Regions from separate parts of the Homo sapiens genome. Here region 1 is linked to region 2. A link is a contact called in ENCODE Hi-C or POLR2A ChIA-PET data. All regions are on one chromosome and are shown on one strand. The core of a region is the stretch at or near the end of the contact, and the rest is flanking DNA. Distances in the headings are between cores, read along the strand shown.

What was found. Hi-C counts contacts between places; a loop is a spot of excess contacts on that map. ChIA-PET counts read pairs that join two places held with the same protein, here RNA polymerase II (POLR2A). Pooled maps may share reads with other maps.
Region 1: a loop to region 2 is called in a pooled map, with 2.6 times the contacts of the local background. The contact joins the promoter of KCNH1-IT1 here to the promoter of TRAF5 in region 2. A Hi-C loop is called at or near these places in 7 of 50 pooled maps. POLR2A ChIA-PET finds 5 or more read pairs at or near these places in 2 of 52 experiments (MCF 10A and RWPE1).

Annotation. Positions count from the first base shown.
Region 1 is chr1:211,130,086-211,136,972 of GRCh38, reverse strand. KCNH1-IT1 (KCNH1 intronic transcript 1) reads left to right here and starts at 3,599. Exons shown (of 2, transcript NR_046784.1): 1 at 3,599-3,785; 2 at 3,947-4,694. KCNH1 (potassium voltage-gated channel subfamily H member 1) reads left to right here and starts at 2,825. Exons shown (of 11, transcript NM_172362.3): 1 at 2,825-3,106. The coding sequence starts at 3,028. RefSeq lists silencers at 2,644-2,923, 3,418-3,608, 4,835-5,035.
Region 2 is chr1:211,324,576-211,331,642 of GRCh38, reverse strand. TRAF5 (TNF receptor associated factor 5) reads right to left here and starts at 4,810. Exons shown (of 11, transcript NM_001033910.3): 1 at 4,754-4,810. RefSeq lists enhancers at 1,323-1,382, 4,946-5,335, 5,605-6,106 and a silencer at 4,516-4,885.

The DNA.
Region 1 (6,887 bases), core at 2,350-4,849, 190 kb after region 2:
AGTTATTTAAAGTTGTCCCTTTAAATGAAGGAGTGGCTTTGTCTGTTATGCAAAAATATAAGCGTTCTCAATTGGTTTGCCATGGTACATTGGTATATTGTGAATCCTTTAGAAATCTGTTACCAAGTTTTGACAAATCTGTAAGATTAAAGTTTACTCTAACTGAGATTCCCATATTACAGAGGTAGATCTCAGACAGAACTTTAAGTTGAGCAGGTGCTGGAACTGAATGTCAAGGAGGGAACAAAAGGTGGCAAGTAAAAGGTAAGAAGCACAGTATCCCGTCAACTAGCACCAAGAAAGAGGGAGTGTTTACTGGAATATTGAGAATGTGGCTGTGGACAGGGCAGAACATGATTTTATTCCTGCAGTCAGATGTGTTGTGAGTGAACCAAGGGAATGGGGGAAAAACTGGATGTACCTCCACAGACACCATGAGACACTCACATTGTGATGAAAGACTGCTGACTTTTTAGCAATTTAATTCTTAAATATTTATTTTATTTAAAAATCCATGAACACCTCCAGCTTTTTTTTTTTTTTTTATGGCAAAACAGTTCATTGTAGCTGTTCACGTAGTAATTATCTTCCTCTTGCATCCCCAGGTAATGACTGTGATCTTGACCTAAAAGCCACCTTAGTTAGTTTGAATAAGGAAGACCTTGAAAGGAAAGGTAACTGACCAGAAACACTCTTAAGAAGCACACAATGAAGAAATGATCATTTCTAAGCAAGTACTTAAAGTGCCATAACACAGTATAACAGTGCTTTTATAAGCATCCAGTCTTATTTAAGCAAAAAGACGTAAAATAATGTGATCGTGTTATGGCACACAATCTGGAGGTTTAAAACTTTAAAAAAAAGAACCACTTTGTAGTAGCACTATTTTGTTTTAGGTCTTTTAATTTCTTCAAGTGTGCCACCAAAAATTGTAGTATTCAAAAAGGTGCCAATACACACACACATACACACACACACAGAGTCCATGTTGAGATCCATTTCAGTAGTACATTTAAAATGGAAGACATCTTATTTCTTTTTCTCATCAGGTTGCCCACCAAGGCTTTAACATCTCTGATCTCAAACTAATATCATCTGTTTCCTTTTTTATCTAAGCCACAGAACATGAGAGCTCATTAAAACCTTAGAAATTTTATTAACTCTCTATGATAGTTTTCCCCTCCACATTATTTTCTTTATCTTCCTTTCACAAGCAGGATTATGAGGTTTCTTGATGGGTTTTTAATATTGTCATGAAAAATCTTCCCTTGGCATGTTTGTGCGATAACACAACTTTAAAAACCTTATTTAAATGAACTTATTCAAATGAAGTGGATAGGCACCAAACTGGCTCAGCTCAGCACCAAATACATTTCAGAATCAAGTTCTCTTCAACCAGTGTTATCTCATTTGTAATAGAACAAAGAACCACTAGACGGAGCTAGGGTTTAAGAAATCACTGTTCTAGACTAGGTAACAGGCGATGGGTAGAAGGCTATCTTAAGGAAAAAGTGTATCATTACTTGCATTTCAAATCCTATGACAGTCTTATCCAACTCTCTGCTAACAGCAATCTGTTTACTTTGTCTCTACACAAGACGAGATAAAGGGTGATATTCGTAATGGCCCAATTTATTTAGTCACTCCAATAATGACGTCTGACCTTGGCACAGCACTTTACAATTTAAGGTGCTGTCCCCATACATAATTCTTGCTTGATCTTCACAGCAACTCTGAGAGATTTCTGGGCAAGAATTAGTTCTTCTGTTTTTGAAATTAATTAACTGAGACAGGATGTCTTTGCAATACATTAGGATATGTCAGGATGGCTAACCCAGACAATTAATTTTCAGGGTTAGTTTTTTTTTCTCTTACATTTTTGTGTTGACTGTTGACTCAGTCTGAAACTAGTAAACTCTCCATTCATTTCTCCTGTGGGACATAGGCTTAGTCTCCCACCGCACCGACTGGGGATACATAGTAAAAAGGCAGGTACAGACTATGTGTGGGTCGAAATCCCCCAAAATAAGTGAACAAACGACCGTTGTCTTAGCCCCTGTCCAGAAACCTTGGGTGTATGTGGTTCTTCCGTATACCAGGGGTCAGCTGTAAAAACTAACTGTATCCTCTGCACTACAGACTACCCTTCAAGCCAAAGCCACGGTTGCTTAATTAATGCTGCCCCTCTCCTGAGCATTCGCCCTTAGAGACAAGTCCACCCCTTTGATGTTTGTCAGGCAGTTTGATACTGATCATACCAAACATCAGGAGCCTGCATTTGTGTCTACGGTAAAAACAACCCAAGACAACTCTTCTGAAGCTGAATCTGCCAGTCACTCTAAATCTGCACTATTGCAATACGACTTCATTAATTACTGCTCAAACACTGGCCTAGAATCAAGGTGGGGCAACTTTCACTAGTCAGGCTAACCTTACAGGAAGGCAAGAAGGTGTTCCCAGAGCCTCACAGGTCCCGGGGGCCCCGGCCTGAAACAGAGCAAAGGAAGAGAGTTACATCAGCACGCTCCCCTAAGACTTGTTGGGGGTGAATCCGCCCTGAAAGCTGCTCACAATGCCCTCCTCTCCACCCAGCCCATGGCACATCCTGAACACATTTCCCGGCTGAACCCAGAGGGTGGCGCTGCCGTCCCAGCCTTGGTCCACGGCCGCCCGCCACTTCCCTGCCTCTGCGGGAGCCCCCCAGCTTGGTCTCCCGCAGGCCGGCGGTGGGGCACGAGCCCGGTAGGGGGCGCCGCCGGCCCAGGCGCCGCTGCTCCCTCCGCCCACCCGGAGGCGGCTGCCGCTAGCCGAGGCCGGCGCGAGTGCACTGCGAGGCGGGCCGCAGGGAGGGAGGCGCGAAGAGGGCGCGAGGGTAGCAGCCAGAGGGAGCCGCCAGCCCTGCCTGCGGATCCCCGCCGGGCGCATGGGGCGCTTCGAGCCGGGACTGCGTGCGGGCCCCGAGGCCAGTTTCCTGCTGTCGTAAGAAGCCGCGCCAGGACGCCCGCCGGACCCCGAGCTGCTGGGAGGATGACCATGGCTGGGGGCAGGAGGGGACTAGTGGCCCCTCAAAACACGTTTCTGGAGAATATTGTTCGGCGGTCCAATGGTAAGAGGTGCATTCGGATTTCGATTACCCGGGCGTTTTATCCGTGCCTTTATTGCAGAACCTCTCGCCGCTCGGAGCCAGCAGATGCAGCAGAACCCGCGAGCTCTGCTAAGGAGCCGCGGCGCGGGCACCCAGGGCAGCCTCCCCGAGGCAGAGAAAGGTGGGCAGGGCGGGGCGGGGTCTGATGGGTCCCCATCCTAACAGGAGAGCTCTTCTGGGGACGCCTTTTGGGCCTTTCTAGCGCCCTCTCGGTCTTATCTCCAAGGATGCGTGACAGCTGCTGAGCAAAGTACTGGGAAAAGTGATGGAAAGCTGGCTGCAGCCGGAGCGGCAGCGCGCGCCCCATCGGCACTGCCCACCCTTCCGCGAAGGCTCTGGGGCTCCCGGGCTGCTCCCAGAGGCGCCGCCTCTCCCCAGGGAGAGCCAGCAGTAGAGACGGGCAACTCCAGGTCCCCGCTGCCTCAGAATGGGAGGATCCGGCTGCCTCCACCTTCCATCCCTGCAACTGAAAAGTCCGAGGTGTCGGGACGTGCTCTCGGCGGCCTGATTCCACCCCTTCACCCACCCACCACTTTCTAGGTGAAGTTAAGGCTCACCTTCGAAGTGAGGGGCAGATGGTTTTCCTGGCGTCAGGTGGGAAGTGGAGGGCACAGGTGCAGAGCGAACTAAATGGTCACAGGTACAAACCTGTTATATTTCCCCTCTTCCAAACCCACAACGGTTTTATGCCACCCTTAAGTGTTGCTCACCTATAAATTCCCAATCTCACCAAACCTATAAATAGATCCATTACCCAATAAACTGACAATCAGCACTCATCTGTTTCCTTGTGGCATTAAGATCGACGGTAGCATGAAGCCTTGAGAGGCGAGAGTCCTAGGAGCGGGGATGGAAAGGAAGAATTCCAAACGCCTTTCGGACTTAACAGAGGAGAGACCCCAACTAAGCACTTGCAGAGCGACTAGGAGTCCTGGCAGTTGGAAGGCGCAGCGCACGAGTTCATCAAATGGCTATATTGAAAGATAGCCAAGCATAAGATGCTCTTTGCAGACTCCTAGAGCCCCCACCCCACCCCTTCCAGAAACAGATGACATTCTTCTACCAGGGAGACATGAGGAGCTAACTTAGGAAATGGGTTTTAATAATGTGTAAATATCACGATTTCAGAGTCTAAGGAGCTTCTGTGTAAAATGATGAGCTTCTGTTTGGATTTAGTTAGGGATTCAGGGGAAGGGCATGAAAAGTGACTTATGCTACTAATAAACACTCTTTAATTAAACAGTGATTTAAGTTTATCTTATAATGAAACACATCAACTAGCATAGCAAATAATCACGTATTATTTAAGTACTTTCTTAGAAATGATCATTTCTTTATTGTGTGCCTCTTAAGAGTGTTTCTGGTCAGTCACCTTTCCTTTCAAGGTCTTCCTTATTCAAACTAAGGTGGCTTTTAGGTCAAGGTCACAGTCATTACCTGGGGATGCAAGGGGATGATAATTGCTATGTGAACAGCCACAATGAACTGTTTTGCCATAAAAAAGCTGGAGTTGTTCATTTATTTTTAAATAAAATAAGAGTTACTGTGCTATTATTGCTATTTTTATTGGACTATTAAGGGGTATGGAGACAATCTTGCAAATTTGGTTATCCCATTGTCAGTGACACCAACTTTCTCATAAATATCAATGACAATTCTATTTTTCAGTAAAGAGGCAGTGCCCTGTAAGTTAGAGGGGAAACCCAGTACCTAATGTATACTGTGTATGTTTTTGAGTGGAGGGAGCAGGAAGAGAAACTTACATGTAAAAGTCACAAGATGCCTTGGGTTTTAAGGGAACCTTAAGAATCTTGGAGCTGTGAAGGCAGAATACTGTCTATTTTAGTTGATCTTATTAGAGCCACTTTCCCTCTGTAATCATAGAATGTGAATAGAATAAGTCACTGGGAATATTTTTAGGATGGGCATTGTCATTTCAACACCAGTTTCAGCAGGTTGATTTCAATTAACCAATCAAATGAATAGCATCAAAAAAAATGAAGCATCTTGGGAGAGTTGGATGAATTTTTAAAATTATTATTTCAGAATAAATGGTTCTCATCTTGAAATATGGGACTCAATGTTTAAAAGGTGATCCCTTTTATAATATTTCCTGAACACAAATGGAAGAAAAAATGTGAACTCCTAGAAATATCACAATATCTGCATGCATTATATTATTTTACTGTGGTGGAAAAAGTCTATTTAAAGATATTGATTGTCTCATTCTAAAATCCATGAGCCCTTTTTTGGACATTACGGTATTAAAATAGCATTTTACCTTTGAATAGCAATATTTTATGATCATTTTATTAGATATTTTCTCCCAGTGGTCCTGTGCAGTATTAATGTTCCTCTTTTACAGATCAGAAAACTGAGTCCTAGGAATATTAAGTGGCTTATTCAAAGTGGCAGAGCAAACAATGCCTGAGGCTGGTATTCCTTAGAGGACATCTATCATATATCCTTCTCTCAGCATTATAATTTCTCCAGCTTTTATGACTTAGTCTGTGGAACTATTTTTATCATCCTTTAAAAACTTCTCATATGATAATGAATAATAGTACTGACTTCATTTTGGGTTATTTGAATATCTGATGCCCGGAATATCATAGAGCTGTGGGAAGAGACAGACCTTAAATATTATCTAGTCTGCCTCTCCTTCCCCATCATTGTATAAATAAGGAAATTGATGCAAGAGGCTTTCCTCAAATATTTAAGGGCAGAACTAATGAGGCCCCAAACCATTTGAGTCCAATGTCAGATTCTTTATGGTACACCATGCAAAAACCCTTTCCTCATGTTACCATTATATTCTCTCAAGAAGCATAATTTCCCAGTGGAGATTAAATAAAATGTTATAACAACAAGAACAACATCCATCTTGGCTAACAGCCACACTACCACATCTCAACAGAATAATAGGGCAAAGGAAAGGCTAATTATATTTCAAGGAAATGCAGTCTGTTCACCTTTGTCAGTGGTTTAGCTGAAGGCAAAGGCGGGGATAATGGGCACTTAACATCTGTGTGCCCCATTATAAAGTACCAAGTCACTTTTCACAGAGTATCACCTTTGATCCTCATAAGCTAGTAGAGGAGGTGCAGTCTCTCCATTTTAGAGTTTAAGGAACTAAAATCCTTAAACTAAAACTCACCTAAGAATCCTCAGGTTAAGTGATTTACCTACAATTCGTAAGAGGCAGAATTAGGAAAAGGCAATTAGAGACAGATCAGGGACTAGCCAGCAGTTGTTTTTGGTTTATTCATTCAACAAAGATTTATTGAATGTATTTATGGAACACTGAGGATACAGTGGTAAACAAGAAACCCTCCTTGTGATTAGTAAATTACATTCTAGTGAATCTTGGTCCAAGGTTCTTGCCCCTATTTTACAGTGTTGACCGGCTGCGACTGTTTAGGCCTGTCACTGTATTTAAAAAACATTTCTAAGGTGTTTACTGGTCTTGCTGGTACTAAAACCGACTTTTAACTTTCTTTGGTACATTTTGAATCCCATTTAAGGAAAGATTTGATAATTATCTGTTCTTTAAATTGCCGTAAGTAGGCAGCAGAAATAATTAATACTCCATATTTTATTTGATTTTGCTTATGGTCATGTCAGTGATCATTTTAAATCCTACTGGCTTTGTTGCCACATAGGCAAAACCAGCCTGTTTCTCTTTATATTCATGGTTGGAAACTGTTGTTACAGAATATTTTTTGATAGTTGCTTAAATCTG
Region 2 (7,067 bases), core at 3,561-6,060:
CTTCTGCTGGTTTTTAATTTAAATTTGAATGCCTTTAGGCTAGGCATGCAGTTTCCAGCTCCCCAGAAACCCCACAATGCTCTATGGCTATTAACCACATGGAAGGAGAAAACCAGTTTTACTGAATATCTGCCAGACTCCAGGCTCTGTGTATATATTGACTCATTTAATCTTTCCAGCAACCCCAAGTGGCACACATTACTATTTCTATTTACCAGTGGGAATACAGACACTATGGAAGTTGGGCAACTTGCTCAGATTATATAACTACAACCAGCAAATCATAAACCCAGATATGAACCCAGGCCCACCAGATTCTGAAGTCCACACTGTTTCTACTACACCATCATTGAAAGTAGAAGGTTTTGACTAGGCTATGTATTAAAGAGGCCCCTCTGCAGCAGCATGAAAAGGAAAATTGAATACAGATGGACCTGGGGCAGGAAAATGAGTCAATGCTTAATTAAGGTTGCCCAGGAAAGAGTCCCTGTGGCCCTGAACTGGGAATAGACAGATCAGGACTGGCTGAGGGGGACAGGATAAAGGTGACTGAGGAACAGCAGCGATTTCTGCAACAGAGAGAACAGAGAGAAAGAGGCGGCCTCGGACAAATGTCTAAGGTGCTTCTGAAACATCATGGTGAAGATTCTGAATATTGCAAATCATAGTGGCCAAGAAGATAACTGGGTGAGGGATGGAAATTTGATCAGCCTTTCCTTAAAAGTGTTGGTTTAAGTCTTGGGAATGGCCAAGGGCTCAAGGAGAGAAGCACAGAGAATTGAAATCCAACCTGAGGACCCAGCCTTGGCCCCATACCTGCACTTGCAGGACAGAGGAGGATAAGAAGCTGGAGGTCAAGGAAGGGAATGCTGGTGGGGACGGTGTAGCAACCTCCAAGGAGATAAGTAATAGCTGCAGCGTGGGCTGGTATGGGCTGGTGACTGAGGAGTACCAGGTCCTGGAAACCTACACAGGACAATCAGAGCAGCGCAGCAGGTGCACGGTGCCGAGTGAGGAGCGAGTGCAAGAGCTGTCCACTCTTTACAGAAGCTTGTCAGTGAAAGAAAGAGAAGAGGGACTGGGGAAACATGGAGTCTTCTTACTAACAGAAAACTCAGCTTGTGGGGGAGGGAAGAAGTCTGTGGGAGGGAGGCAGGGAGGGAACCTGCCTCAGAGGGAGGAGGAGAGAGCTGACTTGGGAGTGTACGTGGAAAAGGTACTCTCGCCTTGTTCTGGAGGAGAGCACTTTCTCCTTGAGAGAAAAAAAAAAAAAGCCATGGAAAAAAATTCAGGAATGTTCTGAATTGGTAAGGAGGGAAGTTGATGGAGCCTGTGGTGTCAAGAAATGAGACATGGGGCTCTGCTGAAAGTAAGTGAGATATCCTGGGAGGGCACTCACTGGGCTCTGTCACTTAATACTGGGTCTCTAAGACCTGCACATCACACGGATACTGCACAGTGTACAGACCATTTGCATGTATACTGCTTTTGCTACAGCACGATCCAAGCATGCACCACCACCTGCCTCCAGGTACAAATATGCAAAATGTGCTCACCACTGTCACTGTAAACAGACTGAGTTCCTCTGTCAGGACTAATGAGTACTTTCACTTTTATCTCCTGCCTGGTCCTCCAAGCCACTTTCTCACAAGATAGGACTTGCTGGAGGCCATATGGGTCAAGGCTGCTGAGTGATCCTTCAAATAAAGCTTTCCTCTGGGCAAGGCAACAAATTCATGCTGGCCCACTCCTGGGTGGTGGCAGCGGCAGCAGCAGCAGAGGCCTGCCAGCTCTGAGGACTCCCTCTGCCCTGCAGCGTGTTCTCCTCTGCCCCAACACACACAGATACTCACTTGCTACACCTCTGCTGGAGCTAGAACTCCTATCCAGAATCCCAGAAAAAGCCACAACCTGGGCAGAAAAAAGCTCTTCAGAGACTGAGTCAGACACTGACCCCTGATCAGTGACAAAGGTGTCAGGCAGCTTTTGATGACTGTCTCGCTGGTTCTCTCATCCTCCTCCTGCCCAGAATCCTGGCTTCCTTTAATTAAGATACTATGGGAAAAACACAGGAATTGGAGAAAGAAGACTTGGGATTAGGTCCTGCCCCATCCCTACATGCTGTGAGGTCTTTCAAATCACTTCTGAGCCTCAGCTTGCAACCAGGTAAAGTGGAAGGAATAGCATGTGCCTCTCCCTTCTCCTGAGGAGGTAGTGAGAAGTTAATCAGATGAGATGGGCTTCTCGTAAGCTGTACAGTGTTATTCTAATTTCTGGATTTAAGCAAGTCCTGCTGGGAGCTCAACCTCTCTCTGCCAAGCCTACCCAGCACTTGTTCCTGGCAGCTCAGACCCCAAGGGAGACGTACCCTGAATGAATTCAATTCGATTCAGCAAACATCTGTTTAGGCCTACTCTATGCCAGGTTCCAAGACACACATGAAAACAGACAAGGGTCTTGCCCGGAGTTTGCCTGGCTAGGCAGAGCTAACAGAGTGGATGTCTGTTCTTGTGGTGGTTAGGCCAGAGTCTCCAGCAGAACTTGCTCCATGTTGCTGGGGACAGACCACAGAGGCATTATCAGAATCTGGGTCCCCTTGCTGACCCCTCAGACGGAGGAAGAGGTGGGCAGATATGGCTCTCTGAGAAGCCAGGGTGAGGGGCCTGGAGCAGGGGAACAAGACACCTCAATGCTCTGATCCTGGTCCAGCAGTGGAGCTCAGGGAGCTATTTACCGCCTCAGTGCTTCACCCTCACAATCTGAGAGATGTAGAGAATAAGCCTGCTCTAACTCATGAGGGCGTCATGGAGGACGAAATGAGAACAAAACGACAAGAACAAAGAGAAAATGCTTTGCAAAGGAACGAGCTTTACAAACAAATAATTATTTTTCCTTCAAGGTCCTCCCCAGTAAAGCTGAGCTAATCAGAGGAGGTTTGTCTAAGTACTGAGGTGCCTTTCCCACTGCAAGCCTAACAAGACTGACTCTGAGGCATCTAGCTCCCCGACTGTGCAAATCATCCCCACTGAAACATCCCAGTCCCTATCGTCAGGACGTTCAGTGGACGGCAGCTCTTTTCCACACTCTTTCCATCGCCCTACTACCCAAGTCCAGCGGGCTTGCTGCTGACAGAGGGAAATACCACCATCCTACCCTGCCCGTCACAACAGGCCTCTCAGCCCAGAGGCCGTGGGAGAAGTCGCCTTCTCCATCACTTCCCATGTTCCAGATGCTGGCTCAGACACTTTCTCCTGCCTCTGTCCAGGAGCCAGGGATCTGAGAGGTGATCCATTCCATAGAGTTACAACAAAAACAGTAACTGTAACAAAATCAAAAACCTTTACAGAAGCTAGGCGTTTTCCACTTCCATCTTACATCCATCGTTCCTGCAGCAATTTCTGTCTTTCTAGTTCAAATTAGAGTTAGGGATGGAAGTGTTTCCACCCAAACCATCAATTACATTAACACCCCTGTTTTCAGCTTTGTGAGTACATAAGGCAGAGCAGCTGCACTGGGATTTGAGAGTTCCTAGCCCAGCCTTTTGCTGCCTAAAATTATCTCGCACACACCCAAAACTGTTCTATTTCCAGAAATGGTTCAACTAATTTCTTTGCATCTCAGGTCTTCCAGAGCCCTTTTAAAATGCAAGTATCTCTGGAGGAAATAACCATATTCCACTGGCCCCAGCCCAGTTCTCACACAGCACCTGCCCAATAAATATTTACAGAATTAAACTGGTTACCAGATGCCTATCCTCACAGGAGGTGGGTCAGAGCCCAAGGCTATGGAGGGTGGGGGCTGCAGGGGCAGCCCTGGCAGGGAGCCTCGCCTGGTTTCACCAACCTCAATGCTCGCCTGAGGCAGCTCTGCCTGCCACAGCGAGATAACTGAGTTCTCATGAAAGTAAATCTGAAATACCCAAATATGGAAACTTAGCAGAAGGAGGCCGAATGAGCAGAGAAAGTCGGCCAGCCAGAGTGGCCCAGTGGGACCCGCAGCAAGAGCGTGGCCCCGAAAATTCTCAGAACCACCAAGACCCTGCAGAACAGGAACAAAGTGGAGACCATCTGGTACGGAGAACTCAGAATCTGCGAATTCTCTGGGTGCCTCTGGGCAACTCCTTCCACCTCTCGGAGCTTTGGTTTGCGTCAAGGTTCCTTAGAGCTCGCCTTCTGGGGGAGGGGGGTAGCTGCTTTCTAAAGGAAGACGCGCAAACGAACAGCTGGTAGAGGCTTCCATTCCTTGCAATCCTGAAGTTTCATTCTGGAGTTGCTTTGATTGGAAAGCCCTGCAAAGGTGGAGAGGGTGCCTTCGGGTGCGGAAGGGGGCCAGGGCCTGGTTTGCAGTGCGGATGTGCGGGACGTGCCTGAAAGTCCTCCCCGCCAGTGCACCCCGACGGAACCTGGCCCCTCCGGTCCACAGCCGCCCTCTGGACCAGCTCCCCAGCTTTGGACCCCCAGTCTCCGCCCTCGCCACACCTCTCCCCGGCTAAGAAACCCGCTCCGCACCGCTCCCGCTGTCCCCGGGCCGTCGGCGGTCACCTGCCCCGCCGGTCTCCCGCAAGCCCGGGCCCCTCCGCCTCCCCCGGCCCAGCCGCCGCCTCGCGCCCTCCCCGCCGGTCGGGGACCGGCCGGACGCCAGCAGGCGCTTTCGGTTTCAAAGTAACTGGGACGAGATGAAAAGCGCTCGTCGGTGTCCCCACCCCGGCCCTTCCGTCGCGAGGGTGCCCAGGGCGGCGACCCGCCGGACTCACGTGGGGCTCGGCGCGCGGGCTCCGCGAGGCCGGTCTGCAGGCGCGGCTGCTGCTCCTGGCTGCGGCCGGCGGCGGCGGCGAAGCGGAGGCGAGGCCTGGGGCGGGGCCGGGGCGCGGGCGGAGGGGCGCGGGCGGGCGCAGGGGAAGAGCGGACGCGCAGGAAGGGGTCGGGAGGAGGCTGAGACCGTCATCCAGGCGGTTGGAAAGCTAACCTACCCGCTTCAGAACCGTTAGTATCTACAAGTCCAGTCATCTGATTTCCCTCACGTGCGTCTGAATTGTGGCCGTCTTGCTCTTCCGTCAGGCACAACAAGGCTCAGCCCGTCCTCTCCTGTGTTGACCCATTTGCTCAAGGCCTTGCTTGAGATCTGGCTCAAATCAGTCCTTCCTGGACTTTCCTTCAGGGTAGCACAAATTTGCCAGCCCTCCTCTTGCTGTTGGCCTAACACCAGCAATCTCTGAGAGTTGTAGAGCTCCCCGGTTGGCTTCCCAAACATCTCCTGTGGTCCTCAAAACAAGCTGGTGAAGTAGGCCTGGTCATCCCCATTTTACAGATGAGCTGTCTGAGGGCCAGAGCAGCAACGTGGAGTGACGTACCCAAGGTTAGACACGCTCAGCAAGCTCTGCAGCTGGAACTTGAATCCAGGTCTGCTGTCTGCCTGTCTCTCTCCCTCTCTCTCTCTCTATACGTATTTTTTATTTTATTTTATTTTTTGAGACGGAGTCTCGCTCTCACGCCAGGCTGGAGTGCGGTGACGCGATCTCGGCTCACTGCAACCCTGGCCTCCCAGGTTCAAGCAATTCTCCTGCCTCAGCCTCCCGAGTAGCTGGGATTACAAGCATGTGCCACCACGCCGGGCTAATTTTTGTACTTTTAGTAGAGACGGGGTTTCACCATGTTGGTCAGGCTGGTCTCATCTCTTGACCTTGTGATCCGCCTGCCTTGCCCTCCCAACAGGCGTGAGCCACCGCGCTTGGCCTGCGCACTCTTAGATACGGGCTCTTTCTTACAATATATTCTCTCCAAGGGCAATACATTCTATATAAATGAAATGGACCAAAATTCCAATTCTATCTAGATCCTTTACTTTCAGTTAGGCCACCGTGGGAAAAGTACTTAACTGCTCTGAGTTTCAGTTACCGTCCTCGTCAATAAAAGGGGAGAATAATACACACCTTGGGAGTCAAAAACTCAGATGTGCACAGGAGCTCGGCAGGAAACATACAGGAGGGAGGCAGAGGTTGTGGTCATGGAGAAAGGAGGGAGGCGCTGGTGCACTAAAGAGCAGGTGGAGGATCTAGTGGAGCAGCCACCACCCAGTGCCAGCCTATTGTTACCTGATCTCTTATTTCTCCAAAGAGCCAGAAATCCAGATCCAAACCTTTTTTGGTTGGTGAGTTAGATGAACCGCTCCGTGGGGGAGAGGCACTGGTGGGTGTTGCTTTGGGACTGTAGATCTGTCTCATAATCTTCTCATGAGAATTAAATGAGATGGCACTCCTGTACGCCTAACACAGAGTAGGTGCTTAGTGAACCCAAGTTCTCCTTCCTGTTCTGCCATACACTATACTTTCCCTCTCTTTTTGTGGGTGTGTATTTTTTGAGAGAGGTTCTCACTCTGTCACCCAGGCTGGAGTGCAGGGGCATGATCACAGCTCACTGCAGGCTGGATCTCCTGGGCTCAAGTAATTCTGCCGCTTCAGCCCCCAGAGTAGCTGGGACTACAGGCACACACCACTACGCCCACCTCCCCCAGCTCCTTTTTTTTTTTTTTTTTTTTTGAAGAGATGGAGACTTACTATGTTGCCCAGGCTGGTCTCAAACTCCTGGGTTTAAGCGATCCTCCCACCTCGACCTCCCAAAGTGCTGGGATTAAATGTGCAAGCCACTACGTCCCACCCGCTTTCTCTTACCATTGCCTGCTTCTTGCCTCTCTTCTCATTACTTCCAAGCATAATAAAGTTGATACTGTTTTTTAGAAGTTATATCTCCTTTCACTGGCTGGAACATCAGTGTCTAGTATGCATACATGCAGGTATGCTCAGAATCCCTGGTCCTGTCATTGACTGTAATTTGCTTCTCTCTCCTACTCCTCTCCCCACCAACTAAATAAAGCAGTCAATTGTTCCAAAAATTACATCCAAGCCTTAAATATGATGGAATAAAACCTGGGATAGAGAGGTGGATCTTTATTGTGGTGGGAAATGGGGGCCGCATAACTCGAGGGCTGCGTCTAAGTGGAAAGGGTAAAGGAATTTTAGACGGGTATTAGTCAGAAGTCAGTAACATAGTCCCAATTCCCTGTTGATCATA